2 separate regions of the Homo sapiens genome follow, and region 1 is linked to region 2. A link is an interaction called in ENCODE POLR2A ChIA-PET data of the cell type or tissue named here. Cell type or tissue: MCF 10A. All regions are shown on one strand. Each heading gives the region's core, and the rest is flanking DNA. Links, peaks and the distances in the headings are about the cores only. Region 1 overlaps PERP (p53 apoptosis effector related to PMP22). Region 2 has its middle 9.1 kb from the start of NHSL1-AS1.

Region 1 (5,000 bases), core at 1-5,000, 590 kb before region 2:
TATTATTCCAATGACAATTCTATCAACATGAAATCGATCATGCAGATGCCAGTGTCCTTTGTGTCCATTTCTCACAGTCTTCTACATCTGCGCTGAAATCAGTTTTTCTTTAGTGTTGTTATTGTTGTTTTTTCATTGGGAAAGGATTAAGCATTGAGGTGTTGCTTGACTTTGGAAATTGGGTGGGGTGGCATTTGGAAATGCAAATTTTCACTGAAGCATTTCAACTCGATAGAAAGGATAGAATAGGGAAACAGAGGGTATCCACATGGAACTTGCTTTCAAAGTCTCACTTGGCAATTTACTTTTATTGATGAAATTCAGAGTTTATGTTTCAAATCTAAGTATTTCCTCTTGAAAGTAACTTAATCAAAAGCAGTTGATAATAGCAGGTTAATTACCTTGAGTCTTTGCACTGGAAAAACTGGCTGGGTCACCCCATTACACAACCATCTATTATGATTATATGATGACTCATTATCACGAAGACAATCTTGTGCCATTTAAATCAGCAGGATTCCATTTCTTCACCAGAGAACTATCTCTAAATACACACACGCATGCTCACACACTTCTGAGTTTCCCTTTGTTTATTTTTGCAGCCAACAAAGTATGTTTTCGAGGTTAACAACGAAGCACAGGATAGTACAAGTGGAAGATCATTAACATGACTGGATAGGAACCTCTTTTAATTTCCCTTTCTTGGCTTTTTCCACACCCTAGGTGGATTACACTCACCCTGACACACCTAGAAAATACACCCAGATACCAGAATTGCAAAATTCAGGAAGAATGCACTGCACACTGTATCCAGGCAAGCCAAGCTCACCTAAAAATGGTCTCAAAAAGCAAAGGGCTCTGACCATCGACTGATGGGGTTGCAAGCCCAGCCTGTCTGCAGGAATTTTTAAATCTGAAACCACACTACAGAAATTATTTTATATATTACTTATTTTTAAAACTCAACTGTAAAAATAAGTGTTGCAGGAAGAGTGAGGAAGAGGGAATTTAAAAGAGGAAGTTGGGACTGAATCTATTCGTTCCAACCTCCCTAAGCAATCCACTTATTGATCAGTGCTTCCAACTCAAGGAATATTTAAAATTTTTTAATTAAAGAAAAAATTCTATCAATCAGAGAATCTTGAAGGTAGGGGGATCATTTACAATCATTTTACAGGTGAGGATATTGAGACCAGCAGGGAGATGACCTGCCCAAGCCTGCACAGATAGCAAGGACCAAAGTTGGGATGAGACTCAAATATGCCCTTTCAGATGTGCTTATAAAAACAAGTCAGTGTTCACATTTACTGTATTAATAGGAATGTCTTTCAGGGGGAGTTTACAGAAAAAAAAAATAAACCGAATTAAGTTATGATGACTATATTTTCCATTGTTTTCATTTCCTTAAAAAAGGAAAGGCTGTTGAACTTGTGAGTTCTGCAGTCTATGGTTTTGAAGCTAAGTTATTACACACAAGCTACCTTGTGTGAACATGGAAAGACCTTGATATATTACTTCTTTGTTACAATCAGCAGTAAGTGCCACTTAGCATGTCTGGCTACTTACAGAGTGAAATAATTGCTTAGGAACCTAGAACTGCTTATTTAAAGGGTGGGAACTCAATATTTAATTACTGAACCAAAAAGCACCTCAGCTTTACTGTGGGAAATCTCATGCAATGCACTGTTAGCCTTCAGGTGGTTTCTCAGCCCAATTCTTCATTACTCTCCAGAATCCTCTGGAACTTCCCTTCTGTTATGACATAAAGGTATCTGTCTTGGTGAATCTGGATCAACAAGGAATGGCAGATCTCTATACTAGAACAAGGCTGAAGGAAGCAGACCATTTCTGCAAAATAAGAGTTTATCTTTGTCATAAATACTTTAGGTTGACATGGTTCTATTATATCAGGCTCGTTGGTCCCAGGAGGTTGCATTTTTCCTAAATGTGCGCCGTTAAGGTATTGTGTGATTGAGGAGGGGAAGAAGGCTGGATGGGAAATCATGCAAAGACAAGTGCATGTGGTAGAGAAGCTTATAAACGGAGTCATTTTCATGTTTAACAGGAGACCACGTTTCTTAATCTCTAGATATCCAGTATCTTCTTGAATGAGCTGTGGTATCACTTTAAAAGATGGGATTTTTAACATTTTTAATGACCACTTCAAATTCTCCACCAGCCACGGCATAGTTGTGTGGGTTTTTCTTTTCAATTTTGGTATAATCACCCAGATTACATTTCTCTATGAGAAACATTCACCTCGCATTTTGAAAAGCATAGAAAAATTCACTGCCAAGGACTAGCTGGCCAACAGTAGCCCTAGGGAGATATATTTCCGTTCTCCCACCCAGCCTCTCTGCACCCATCCTCACAATGACATACACCATAGTGGAAGTAACATATGACTTATGGTGGGAAAAAAAATAACAAATGATAAAATGGGAAGGAGGGCAAGGGGAAAATAGAGAGACTGCTACCCCACCACCTGAATGGAAGGGGACCCCAGCACAAGGAGGAGGCTTCAGCTACACTGCACACATGTCCCCCGGGTGTCTGAACCTGCCAGAAATCTCTTAGTCCATTTTCCTCTGGTTGATAGCACTGCAGAGAAATTGTTTAATGTGTGTCTAGGGTATTGTTCATTGAGGAAAAGTTCAGGGAATAGACTATTAGAATTCATTAATCTCCACTCAAAAATTGGTTTTGGACACCTAAAATGAGCAAGGCCCTTAAAACTTCAAACAAAAAAACAAACAAAAACCACTTTTCATTATATCCCATGTTCTTATTACCCATTTTTTTTTTAATTCCTTTCCCCAGATTTGAAAAATGGAAAAACTACAAACTGGAAACAAGTTTAGAATACCTGGTTTATTGGGAAAACTTCATAATGAAAACTACAATTAGCTTTTTCCACAACTTACAAAATAATAATCTGATATTTAAAATGAATTGGTTTTCATTATGTAAGTCGAAATGGTAAAAAATCATAATGACCTATCCGATGCATCATATATATGCTATTCAGAGAAACTCAAATCCCCGAATTCTCCTGTGGCATGTTTTATATCAGACATTTAAAATCTGTTTACCAAGAAAGACCAGGATTTTAACTATATGTAGGTTTCTGCTTACAGTTGCAAACTATCAGAAGCCTGTCTATATGATAGAGCCCAGATAAACCTGAGATTTAGAAAAGCAAGTCATTTATTCTCCTGAGGCTGTTTTAGTGGCACTTTTGTGACAAGAATGACCCTCCTAATGCTTTACTACACAACTTAACCAGATCTATCAGTCATGATAAATTAGACCCAGTCCATCTTTCAATCCAGTCTACTCTGGTTCTGAACATATAAACACAAAACACTACAGATTTATTAATATAGCATTTTCCCACACCCTAACCCTATAAAGAACTTTAAAAGAGAAAATTTCATCTAAATATTTCACACTTAAAGGAAAGCCTTACCAACTATGGCAACAGGTTTGGACCATGAAATAGTACTTTCCTAGATGACATATCGAGTCAACATGAAGCCTTAGCTAAAATGAATGATTCAGGATATTAATGAGAAATTCTCACAAATGATATGCATTTAGGAAATGATTTTGCTTTCCTTAAATAGTTCGAAGGCTTGAAAATAAACTTTTTTTTTGCATTTCTTTTAGAATGTTTGGTCATTAACAACTTTTAACCTTATCTTCCTCTTCTCCTTAGCCCTTAACAGACCGAGTCCATTCTATTTGGAAATAACAAGAACTTGATCAGATTATTAAATCTTGGAAACCTCATTTTTACCTTATAAAGTGTTAAGTTTCACGTGCATATTCTCTTACAAATGTAGTATAAATGTTATGGATAGATATAAGGAAATATTGGCATAGTATAGGTAATTAGTGAAAAGACACAACTTCACAAAACATAATAAAAGATAAACATGAAACTATAACACTACTTAAAAAATATTTTCTCCCAAATTATTTTAGCATTTTTGACTAGTTTAATAATATGAACACTGCCAAAAAATGGGTTCAAAGTCGCCTGGAGAAACAGTTTCTTCTTCTGGAGTCCATCTCAGCAGCAGCGATTTTCTCCCACATTCATTCCCAAGTTAGGCAGATGTGTAGAAGTACCTGGGCTTGGCATTGCCCAGAAGGTCATCTTCGTAGTTGGGGAGGCAGCAGAAGAAGAAGGCACAGCCAATCAGGATAATCGTGGCTGCCCACCCAAAGCCGTAGGCCCAGTTATAGATGTAAGTGACAGCAGGGTTGGCATGAAGGGTGAAGGTCTGGGTGTACTTCACGGGGTAAATTACCAGGGAGATGATCTGGAACACAGCTAAAGGGAAGAAAAAAATCCCAGGGTATGAATGCATACATGCATGAAGGAATAAATACACATTAGCGACAGATTACCTCCTTCCACCAAGTTTCTGCCTTGAAATAAGTATAAAATCTACCTGGAGGCAGGAGGAATCTGGTTAGGCAGAGGCCAAAAAAGATTCTTGACTACTGTGTGTAAGAGATGCCTGGCACTGAGCAGCATCACACACATATGCCAAATATGTGAAAAACACACAAAAAAATCATTGGAGATCCATTCTATATTACATAAGCATTATATATACTAAAGCAAAAAAGTGCAAAACTGTGGCATACAATAGAAAGCAGGACAGTAAAGAACAACCTATTTTTTTCATCTTTGTGTTTCCTATACCAAACACATATTCAATATGTTCAGTGTTAGCAAAAATTACATATATATATGTATATATACACACAGGCATGCACACATGACTCAATATTGATATTCAATAACACATCACTGGAATATTCATTCAATAAGTAAATGACTAAATGAAACAATGAACTAATATTGAGAATGATCAAGGGGAGAATCCGCAGAGAAGCCTGCAGAGGACGCGGAAATCTGAAGAGGAAACAGACGTGGAGGGAGGGCAGGGGGAAGGGCATGGGGAAGTGTGGTGGGGACAGAAAAA
Region 2 (11,775 bases), core at 3,191-8,190:
CACAATCTCAGCTCACTACAACCTCCACCTCCCGGGTTCAAGTGATTCTCCTGCCTCAGCCTCCTGAGTAGCTGGGACTCCAGGAACATGCCACTACACCTGGCTAATTTTTGTATTTTTAGTAGAGACGAGGTTTCACTATGTTGGACAGGCTGGCCTCAAACTCCTGACTTCAGGTGATCCACCCGCCTCAGCCCCCACAAAGTGCTGGGATTACAGGCGTGAGCCACTGCCCCAGGCCATCTGCTGCCTTTTATCAAACTGTTTCAATCATGTTTGACCTCTCCAAATTACAGTGGATTATACTGTACTAACAGCTAACTGATGGACAGGTTACAGAAGTAAGTAATAAATTATAAAGCTGAATTAGGTAAAGCAAAGCAGGATTCCACTAAAAGCAAAAGAACATCAACTACTCAGTAAGTTTTGTGCTTGTAAATTTTTCTCATGTTTATTCAAATGTTTTTATGTCCCATCCACAAGCAAAATTTCCTATGTCTGCCTCAAGTTTTCCTAGTTACATTTTTTAGGAGGCATTCTAAGATATCAAAATGAGGGTTTTATGCAATGAGTATTTAGAGAGCATAATCCTCTCTCCTCCAATTTTGTTTAAAAAGTATGTCCCTACCCTGTGATTGTGTCGAGTCACCTCTCAGCTCTCTGGATGCTGTTTAAAGTTCTAGGAAAAGGGAAATCAAGAGAGGTTGCCCTAAGCCCAAAGGCCCATGAACAAGCCAGTGGCCATGTTACTAATCTTGAAATAGTGAAGGCCTGCTACCAAGTGTACCTCAAAAGAACAAACGGGTGCTTAAAACAAGACTCACTGTTGCACGATAATGAAGCGTTAGTTCTTAAGCCTTTAAAGTACTGTCCTGACCAGAGGCAAAAGCTTTTTAAAGAACCCTCTGGAAATTTAGTGTTGGCAGCTCCAATCACTGCCCCAAGCAGAGCCCACATGCTAAGGTGTCTACGCAGATTCAGTCCTCTGGCCCTGGGCCAGTGGATACTGCAAATGGTATTCTCAAACTGCTGCTTCTCAAACTGCTGCGTGTGTTAGAATCACCTGGAGGACTCTTTAGGTCACGTCTGCTGGGCCCACCCCCAGTGATTCTGATTTAGTAGGTCTGTGGTAGGGCCAAGATTTTGCATTTCTAGCAAGTTCCCAGGAGATGCTTATGACGCTGCTTCTGAGGCCACATTTTGAGAACCACTGATGTAAGTTAAGGGGTATGGGTCACCATTCTCTAGGCTGGTGCCACCAACAAGCACCACAGAATTAAAGGTACTTTCTGTCAGTAAAGAGAGAGCAGAGTATTGCAGAGCAGAGTAACAACCAGCTAGTTCTCATTGCTGCTCTCATCCTCCACTTATTAGCAGGAAAATTCAGCAATTCCCTTGAAATGCAGGCTTGAGGTGGCATTTTATGGTGTCATACTATTTAAATATTGCAAGTTTAGGGAAAGGGGAAAAAAGAAGATTTTTTTCTCCTAACATATAATAAATAAAAATAAGCCAGAAATTTCATTTGTTCCTATATCACTTATCTTCTGACACTGATCATGAATGTCTGGCAAAAGAGGCCAGAATGATAGGCAACACTAACAAAAAGACTTTGTATTTAGAGACTAGATGACCTTTCATCAGTGCAGCTCAAAGAACCAGAGAAACTTTCTGAATTCTCTATAGATTCATAATAGCATTGTCACATGGGACATTAATTCACCTCCCTGAGTCATGCCATTGGACTAGTAGCACCATGATTTAAAATAATCAGGCTAAGACAGAAAATACCTGTAAACCCCTAGCCAAACTCAGAAATTTTTCAAAATTAAAATGAATTTAAAAGTTCACAAAAATTAAAACATAAAATTATGCAGATGAAGTATTTAAACACATTACAGAGGCAGTATGAACTCACCTATACCATACTTCATCATTTCATCTCTATCACTGACCAGCTGTGTGACCTGAGGCAAATTACTTTGCCTATCCTTGCCACTGTTTCCTCATCAGTAAAATGGAGGGTTGGTAATGTTCCTCTCTTACAATTTTTATGAGGATTAAATAAAATGGGCACATAGTAAGTATCCTATAAGTGTTAGCTACAAATGTTATCCTGTAAGTGTTACTATAAATTATTAATGATATTAATCAAAACTTGCAAATTTGCAAAACAATGTGTTTAGATTATGTGAAAAGTACTAACGGCACTCAAAGACATTTTTCCCACTTCATTTCACACCTTCATCGCCTCCCACCTCTATCATGAGTGAATTAGCCCAGAGTCCCCCAATTCTTTTATAAGCTAAGTTTTTCAATTAAACCGTCCAACATTTAGAATAAGAGGAGCAGCAGATCTAAGCTTAATCCTCATCTTTCCACAAGACAAGAACCAAATTTGCAGGAAGAGATGCAACAGACCTTTGTTTTAAAATCTTGTCGAACTAAATCTAAACAGACCCCATATGTTGCCAAAAGCAGGCAACCACCAAGGTGAGAAAAGTTGAGACAGATGTCAGACTGCCATTTTGGTGAAGGGGAAAGGGAAAACTCCACATGCTTTTTAAGAGGAAAAGAGAAACATCACTTCAAAGAAAAAAAAGCAACATGATAATTGATTAGACCAATAGGCATGCTGCTCAAGTAAAGAACCATAAGGAAGTGAGGAGACAACTAACTTTTTTGACTCAATCTGTTAGCTATGATGATACACAGAACTGTCCTCATAGGCAAATAATCTTAGACATAAAATATGTTTTTTGTTTAGAAGATAATGGTGGCCACTTCTAAGAGTTAGCAATATATTAATACTACAGTAATTGATAGAAAAACACATCTACTCCTAAATAACACATCATGAGTACAATTGAAAGGTTCACAAATAATTAAATCCTTGAAGAAGAGGCCCTAGGAAGCCCAGAAGAATAACAAACTTCTGTCCACTTGATAACTCTTGTGTGAACACGCAGACCCCTGAGGACATCAAAAGGGCTTTACTTGGGATCCAAAACAGATTGTCAGAGAGATGCACCCCAATGCCTCTCGTTTTTAAAACAGCCTCTAGATATCTACAACATGGGGGAATAGCTCATGATATAAGCTACACTTTCAAAATTCAGGACACAAATTTCTCTGTTCTCATGAACAGAGAAAGATGCACCCACTTCAGTTTAAAATGCTATTGATTACTATAATTAAATATAGATAGATCCAAACATATAAATATATTGGCCAAAAAAAGAGAGAAAATGAAGCAATACTCTCTAGGTTATGATTTTTTTCTTCATTATATTTTCTGCACTTTACAAGTTTGGAATTTAGGATGAATATACCTCAATTTTATCATCAGAAACATTTTACGGCATACTTTGTAAGACTGAAAACTTGTTGATGTATTTTTATTTACACAAAACTTACATAGTGGGTTACGTAATTCAATGATTATGTGTCTGAGTCTATACTTATGAATAATGCTCTTTTTAGTCATTTCTGTAGTAATTCAGCACAAATCTTTGGTCTTAAACTGGCTAACCACTAGAGAAAAATAACTCCACTGACCACGGCTGCTCTATTCAAATGTCTGTCAGTGTCACTCTGCACTGTCGCAGCACCACCTAGTACACCGCAGTCAGGTTGTTAAAACCAACCCAGTGAAATCAAATACACCAAACAGGACTCATGACCAATTGCATTTACTTAGCAAATGAAGTCACCATCTCAGAGTAAAACATTCCACACTAAAATTCAAACACAGTTCTAGATACAAACATACTCCTAAGTCAGAAAGCAATTCACATTTAGCATGTGGATATCTAGATTAAAAGGCAGAAAATGCCTACTTTTAAATAAACCCAACTATGTTGTTGCAGACATTTAACAGAAGCCTCTCCTCCCTTTTCCTCTTTTATTTTATTTTTTTTAAAGCAGGTTCTCACTCTGTCACCCAGGCTGGAGTGCAGTGGTGTGATCTTAGCTCACTGCAACCTCTGCTTCCCAGGTTCAAGCGACCCTCCAGCCTCAGCCTCCCAATCAGCTGGGACCACAGGCGCGAGCCACCACGCCTGGTTAATTTTTGTATTTAATGTAGAGACGGGCTTTCACCATGTTGCCCAGGCTGGTCTTGAACTCTTGAGTCACAGTGATCTGCCTGCCTCAGCCTCCCAAAGTGTTGGGATGGCAGGCATGAGCCACCGTGCCCAGCCCCCTTTACCTTTCTTAATATAGGAAAGGCTTAATCATCTCTTGGGAAGCTCATAAACTATTCCTAAAAATCAAGCAATAAAAAAATTAAGAGTTAACAATTTATTCCAATGTTAATTAATCTTTTTTCCCAAATCAAAAGACTTCCCTAACAACAACGAAATGTAACTGAGATCTCACAAAAAAGAAACCAGCTAAAAGACATACAGAACAATGAGGAAAATAATACTTTGGATTATATATATGAATGAAGAAGAGCAACAGGATAACCCAGAAATTGTGTGTATAAAAAAGAGGGGAAAATAACATAAATTAATATTTTCATATTTGTATACAGAAACCTCTGGAAGCATGTGAAGAAACTAGTAAACGTGGTTATCTGGAGTGGGGAGTTGATGCTGGACAGAAGGAGTGAGACTTTTCACTGCATGGCCTTTGTGTATGCATATTTTTTAACAATGTGAATTACTGTCTATTCAATAAATTACATGAAAATTTATGCTGAGGTTACTTGGGCTGCATCATGATTTTTCCACTGACCTTGGTCCTCATGTAATATAAAGGTAAGGAGCACAGGCTATGGAGTCAGGCTGCCTGGAGCTGAGGGCCCACCAACTAGCTAATGAGCACACCTGGAATATCCTGGGAGAAGCAGGCTAGTGCCCTTGCCTGGATGGTGGTCCCAGCAGCAAGACCATCAGCTGAGAAACCACAGTGCACCTCAACAGCAGTTCTCAGATGCCAACATAATCAGGTATAATTGGATTATGCATAACATACCCTCACTTAATTCTATTTCCTTTTTTTTTACACATCGTGGTCTCTGAGTCCTCAGAACATTTTATCAGATGTGTAATGCTGTCATGCAGAAAGCCCTCATATTTCACCATGTGTTATTGTAATTTAAATTAGCTAGTTACTACACAGCCCTCTGCATATTACTGATAACACCTTTAACAATTTTTAATCATAACAGGGAGTGCAGGGGAAGTAAAGTATAACAAAGGATTTCCCTACAGGAATAATCTAAAACCATTGTCTATCCTTCCAAAGTAAGATACCGCTTTTCTTTTTTTTTTTTTCTGAGACGGAGTTTTGATCTTGTCGCCCAGGCTAGAGTGCAGTGGCGTGATCTTGGCTCACTGCAACCTCCACCTCCCAGGTTCAAGCAATACTCCTGCCTCAACCTCCCGAGATTACAGGCACCTGCTACCAAGCCTAGTTAATTTTTGTATTTTTAGTAGATATGGGGTTTCACCATGTTGGCCAGGCTGGTAACTGCTTTTCTACATGGGTGGAAATGTCTTATGAAACCAATCAAAAGGGTAAGTGAAAATAAAACAGAAGAAAATTTCCACCATCCCAAAGGAAAAATAAAATTATTCCAGAAGGGTTTATATTTGTTTCTCAGAGTTTAATTTTTAGATAAAATATGCTGTAAACATTTGAAATCATTATTTTATATGTGTAGGAGTGCCATCATCCCAGAAACTTACATTCAGCTTTTCTAAGTTTGATGTAGTCTCAAAATGCAATTTAAATTGGCGATTTGGAATTCAGAACAGATTTTCTTCCAGAAACAATGTTATAAATGGTCATTCTATTCCTTATTATTTAGTTATATATCTAACCATCCACATGAAACTGTCAAGTACTTCAAGGAAGGACCCTGTGTAATCCTCACCACTTAGCACTAACAGAATAACTCAAAATACAGTTCAGGAATGGATGAATGGATGAATGTCCTGCCGCCCTGAATAAACAAGATGCCTCACACACGGCCTAGATGGGTGTTTCCCAAATTCGCCTCATTGGAATCACCTGGGGGTCCTTGCTAGGGAGGTCTGTTCCTGGCCTCACCCGGCTGCGCTGACTCAGAATCTCCAGGGGCGGGGCCACCTGGGGGTGTTTTTCACCAAGCTCCCAGTGACTCCGATGATTCAGAAAGTGTGGGTAACCCGGAGATGAACAGCTGCTGCACGTTCCAAGATGCCCGAGGAAAGCCGAGGTGCAGGCTGAGCCCGTCAAGTTCCGGGTGAAAACGTGACATTGGGGGCTTGGATAGCCAACCCCAGGCCAAGTGAGGCACAAGCGACAGCTCTCCCATAGCTAGGAAGCGAGGTGGGAGCTGAGCGGCCCTCCAGTTCCCACGGCAGGAGGAAATGGGGGCGAGAGGGCTCTGTGAAAGCAAGCCCATGTCCATGTCCATAAAAAGGCCCCGGAAACAGGCCTGGCTTCCCCGGCCCCAGTGAAGCAGACAGAAAGCAACAGCCCTCCACACACTGCTCTCGGGAGCCACATATACTTTCACATGCCTGTGCAGAACTCTCTGGTTTTCCAACCAGAGGTATTTTTGTGTTTATCTCTGACACCAGCTCTCATGTAGCCGTGGTCAGCTTTCATCTTCCAGGCTTCAGTGGCACGGCCTCCTGCAGACTGGGCCATCTGTGGCGATACAGGGACACAGACGCACACACATGCTAACTCAGCCTTCAATGTCACCAAAACAACAGCAGCAACTGTTAAATAAATGTTAGCTATGTGCCAGGCGCTGTGCTAAGTAAGTACTTTTGATGCGTGTCTCAAATTTCTTGGCCATCTGCTAGTAGTTTGAGAGGTTTCTAAACAAAGAGAAGGAAAAGGGAAAAGCCCAAAAGCCTTCTTGTTTTTTCCTCAGATATTTGACAGGTTTTCACTGTATCTTCCTGGCCTCATCTGAGTATGGGAAGGTCATAATTTGAAGTTAGATCAGGTAACTGAGAGACACTGCCACGCGATGTTTGGGCGGACTAATCCTGGAGACAGCCCTGGCCTGGTTCAAAGCCTAGCTCCATTGCTTACCAGCTGTGAATGTGGGCAAACAAGTTATTTGTGCCTTCACTGTATCACTGTCACACAGAAATAATAATAATATCCATCTCACAGAGCCATTGTACATATTAAGGTGTTTGGCGTATGGCCAATGTCCAGCATTCGTCGACAGCATCATCAGGCAATACAAAACCCCTGCAAAGCACTGGGCACAGTGGCTCATGCCTGTAATCCTAGCATTTTGGGAGGCCAAGGCGAGCAGATCACTTGAGGCCAGCAGTTTGAGACCAGCCTGGCCAACATGGTGAAACCCCATCTCTACTAAAAATACAAAAAATCAGCTGGGCATGGTGGTGCCCACCTGTAGTCCCAGCTACTCGGGAGGCTGAGGCAGGATAATTACTTGAACCCAGGAGGCAGAGGTTGCAGTGAGCCGAGATCTCACCACTGCACTCCAGCCTGGGAGACAGAGCAAGACTCCCTCTCAAAAAAAAAAAAAAAAATCCCTGCAAAGACAGTCTGACATCAGAAAGCAGAATTATGCTACTGCCTTGATATTGGTAACAGTAATGACATATTTTGTTTGAATAATGCCAAAGGCTTTCATAGACACATCATTTGTCCAAAAAAAGGGGGAGGCCTGTGGGCGCGGTGACTCAAGCCTGTAATCCCAGCACTTTGGGAGGCCAAGGCGGGCGGATCACAAGGTCAGGAGTTCAAGACCAGCCTGGCCAACATGGCAAAACCCCATCTCTACTAAAAATACAAAATTAGCTGGGCGTGGTGGCGTGCGCCTGTAATCCCAGCTACTCAGAAGGCTGAGGCAGAAGAATCACTTGAACCCGGGAGGCAGAGGTTGCAGTGAGCCAAGATCGCGCCACTGCATTCTAGCCTGGGCAACAGAGTGAGACTCCGTCTCAGAAAAACAAACAAACAAACAAACAAACATGGGGGGCCTGTAAGCTCCTTTTCTCAGAGAGTTCCTCAGTCAAACACAGAAGCTCCAGCTCTTCTACCTTTGCCCAAAGTGCAGCTGAAGTGCACACTGTGACAAGTGCAGACCACAAATGAAACCGGCATGTGGAACAAGATGGCGGTCAGTACCCTCCTGCTGCATCTGAACTTCAGTTCCTGCAGAAGTCATTCATTCCAGGATAGAAACCAATTTGAGGAGAAACAGAATTAAGTAAGTTACTAGGGGCCTAGTTAGGTGCAAGTCATTTTATTTTATACTTATAACGATTTTTTTTTTCTTTTTACACCTTCACTGCTGGAAAAACTTGGTTTTTTAAACATAATAAAATGACTGCCAGAGGCAAATATTGCATTAGTTTTGTTTCTGAATTTTCTCCCCAAAATATTAAGAAACTCAAATGTTTCTCTTTTGTTAAATTTTTTCATTTGCTATTCTCGATTTTAAAATATATACAGCTAAAATGTTAATATTAGGGTTTTCTTTAATATAGCAGAAAACTAGATTACGGCTAGATAAATAATTTCAACCTAAATGTAGGTAGCTTTTTAAGCAGGTTATCATTTTCCCAATACCCAAGAGTCAATGAGGAGACTGATGTTTTGATTTAAAGGATATACTCTCATAATTCAAAAAATAACTCTCCTAGAAATCTGAATATTTGGCAAATGCATTTAAACATAATTCTCTTTCCATAATGACATTGCACTTTTTAAAGCTGAGGAGGAAGCTATGAATGTATTGTGGGCAGAATATACACAAATTAGAAACAAGTACCTGCCTGATCTGCTTGGCAAGTGACTAATCCCTCAACATGTGACGATCCACGCACTCTATGTGAATAAAATATTAGCTAAAAGAGCCCATACAGGCTGGGTGTGCTGGCTTACCCCTATAATCCCAGTACTTTGAGAGGCCAAGGTGGGAGGATTGCTTGAGGCCAGAGTTTGAGATGAGCCTAAGCAACACAGTGAGACATCAATTTCTGAAAATAAATAAATAAATAATTTTTTAATGTAAAGAGTCCATAGAGTCATGAAGAGTTTATTTCAGACACAAAGTTTTTTTTTTAATCCCTCATCAAAAGAATCAAAGAGATTATTTATCAAAGTTGTACTTACAAATTCATCTGAACTTGAACCCTGTCTGGATTCAAAGCCCAGCTCCATTGCTTACCAGCTATCAACATGGGCAAACAAATTATTTGTGCCTTAGCTATATCATCTGTCACACAGAAATAAGGGTATCCACTTCATATAGTATTATCAAATAGTCAAAATGAAACTCATAGAAGCAGAGAGTACAATGATGGTTACCAAGGGCTGTAGGAAGAAGGTATTGGAGAGATATTGGTCAAAAGATACAAAATTTCTGTTAAGAGGAATAAGTTCAAGAGATCTATAATCAACATGGTGACCATAGCTAATAACATGTATTGCATACTTGTAAGTGTTCTTACCAAAAAAAAAAGAGTATGTGAGATAATGCCTATATGTTAATTAGCTTGATTAACCCATGCCACAATATATAAACATCATGTTGGTGGGGCACAGTGGCTCACACCTGGAATCCTAGCATTTTGGGAGGCCAAAACGGGCAGATGCTTGAGCCCAGGAGTTTGAAACCAGCCTGGGCAACACAGTAAAACCCTGTCTCTATTAAAAATGTAAAAATTAGCCTGGCATGGTGGCATGTGCCTATAGTCCAGGCTACTAGCGAGGCTGAGGTGGGAGGATCATTTGAGCCATTGAACTCCAGCCTGGGCAACAGCCAGATCCTGTCTAAAAAAATAATAATAAAATAAAATAGTTGTTTCCCATAAATACATGCAACTTTAATTTTCCTATTTATTTTGTCAAAATAAATTAAAACTTTTTAAATCCCTCAGTAGAATCACAAAACGCCAAAATTGGAAAGGCCAGTAGAGATTATTTTTGTCAAGGTCTCTGTTTACAGATATGAAAACTAAGGCCTTGAGGTGTTGAATAAATTGCTCAAAATCTGTGTTAGAAAATGGCAGAGGTGAAGCCAAGCTCAGGTCTCCCAATTCCTAATCCAATGAGCTTTCTAGACGATTGCAGTGCTTCTCAATTTGCCTGGCCAAAGGACAGCATGGCATTGTTAAACATACTGGAGACTCTGGCTCAACAGGGCTTTGGAAGGGTCTGGGAATCTCTAATTTTAACGAAAGTTCCAAGCAGTTCTTAAAGTTAGTCAAGTATAGGAATCACCTCGCCTCCTTAACCTGATGGTGCAATCTGACCACTCAGCTACTGTCAGTTTCTCTTAATAAATTGAGGGACTGGGATTAGAGGGGGGTGCGGGCCACACAGCCACCAACATCCTCTCTAGCATGTGGTATGTGTCAATGAAAGCAAATCTTATGCCAATTTCGCCAAACATTTATGAGTAGTCAGACACAAAAACAGCCATACAACCTATTCTTATGCAGTCAGTCAGACACGGTGGCTCACACCAGTAATCCCAGCTCTTTTGGGAGGCCAAGGAGGGAGGATCGCTTGAGCCCAGGAGTTCCAGACCAGCCTGCACAACGTATGGAAACCTCATCTCTTTTTAAATTAAAAAAAAAAAAAGAAGAAGAAGACGAAGTGCAGTGAACACTCTGTCTTTAGAACTCTGACAAGTGCCTTGCGTTCTGAGGAAGAAGCAAAGATATTCTGACATCAGGACCAGCCAACCCTCTGGTTAGGTGAGGGGACAGTCTGTTGTGAGGTATGAGAATGCATCTCAACACCTAAAATACTCCTCAGAACTATGAGCCTACTGTGTCTGCCAAATTCTCAGTCCTGTTTATGCAAAGACTGTATTTGCAAATGTACAATGTTAAATATGTACAATTATTATGTATCAATTAAAAAGTAATAAGTGTGTATAATATAACCTGGCCTTCCCTCCTATCTCACAAGGTTTTTCATCAAGTAATAAATATGAATGATACTTTTTCAATCATAAAAGTCTTAATTATAAAAAGAAACAAATTATGAACTTCGAAAAGTTCACTGTGCTAAGTAAAAAAAGCCAGGCACATGATTCCATCTGTATGAAATGTCCAGAAAAGTCAAATCTATAGAGGCAGAAAGTAGATCAGTGGTTGCCTAGGAATGGGAGGGTTGACAGGAAATGGGGAATAACTAGTTATGAGTATGGGGTTTCTTTTGGGGTGATAAAAATGTTCTAAAATTGTGGTAATGGTTGCACAACTCTGTGAATACACTAAAAACCCCTAAATTGTACACTTTTTTTTTTTGGGGACACAGAGTCTTGCTCTATCTCCCAGGCTGGGGTGCAGTGGCGCCATCTCGGGTCACTACAATATCCACCTCCTGGGTTCAAGTCATTCTCATGCCTCAGCCTCCCAAGTAGCTGAGATTACAGGCATGTGCCCCTATGCCCAGCTAATTTTTGTATTTTTAGTAGAGACAGAGTTTCGCCATGTTGGCCAGGCTGGTCTCGAACTCCTGGCCTCAAGTGATCGGCCCACCTTGGCCTCCCAAAGTACTGTAATTACAGGTGTGAGCCACTCCACCCGGCCAAACAGTATGCTTTAAGTGGGTGAATTGTATGGTGTGTAAATTTTATTTCAACAAAACTATTTTTAAAGAGAAAGAAAACCCAATCACACAGGGCTTAAAAATAAAAACAGGGGCCAGGCACAGTGGCTCACGCCTGTAATCTCAGCACTTTGGGAGGCCGAGGCGGGTGGATCACGAGGTCAGGAGTTCAAGACCAGCCTGGTCAAGATGGTGAAACCCCATCTCTACTAAAAATAC

Evidence for each region. ChIA-PET counts read pairs that join two places held together with the same protein. Peaks named below come from ENCODE experiments on the same cell type or tissue, not always from the same donor. Only the 100,000 strongest peaks of a DNase experiment are listed, where the experiment ranks them.
Region 1: POLR2A ChIA-PET joins it to region 2 with 5 read pairs; 4 of 35 experiments call an interaction of 5 or more read pairs at or near these places.

What each region holds. Positions count from the first base shown.
Region 1 is chr6:138,087,930-138,092,929 of GRCh38, forward strand. PERP (p53 apoptosis effector related to PMP22) reads right to left here. Exons shown (of 3, transcript NM_022121.5): 3 at 576-4,339. The coding sequence ends at 4,113. Among named protein-coding and RNA genes, the nearest start is that of PERP, 17 kb to the right of the region's middle. RefSeq lists an enhancer at 1-352. In MCF 10A, for the core only: no CTCF peak of the experiment used is centred there; a DNase peak (open chromatin) is centred at 582.
Region 2 is chr6:138,676,715-138,688,489 of GRCh38, forward strand. It overlaps a transcript of NHSL1 not described here. Among named protein-coding and RNA genes, the nearest start is that of NHSL1-AS1, 9.1 kb to the right of the region's middle. In MCF 10A, for the core only: no CTCF peak of the experiment used is centred there; a DNase peak (open chromatin) is centred at 6,117.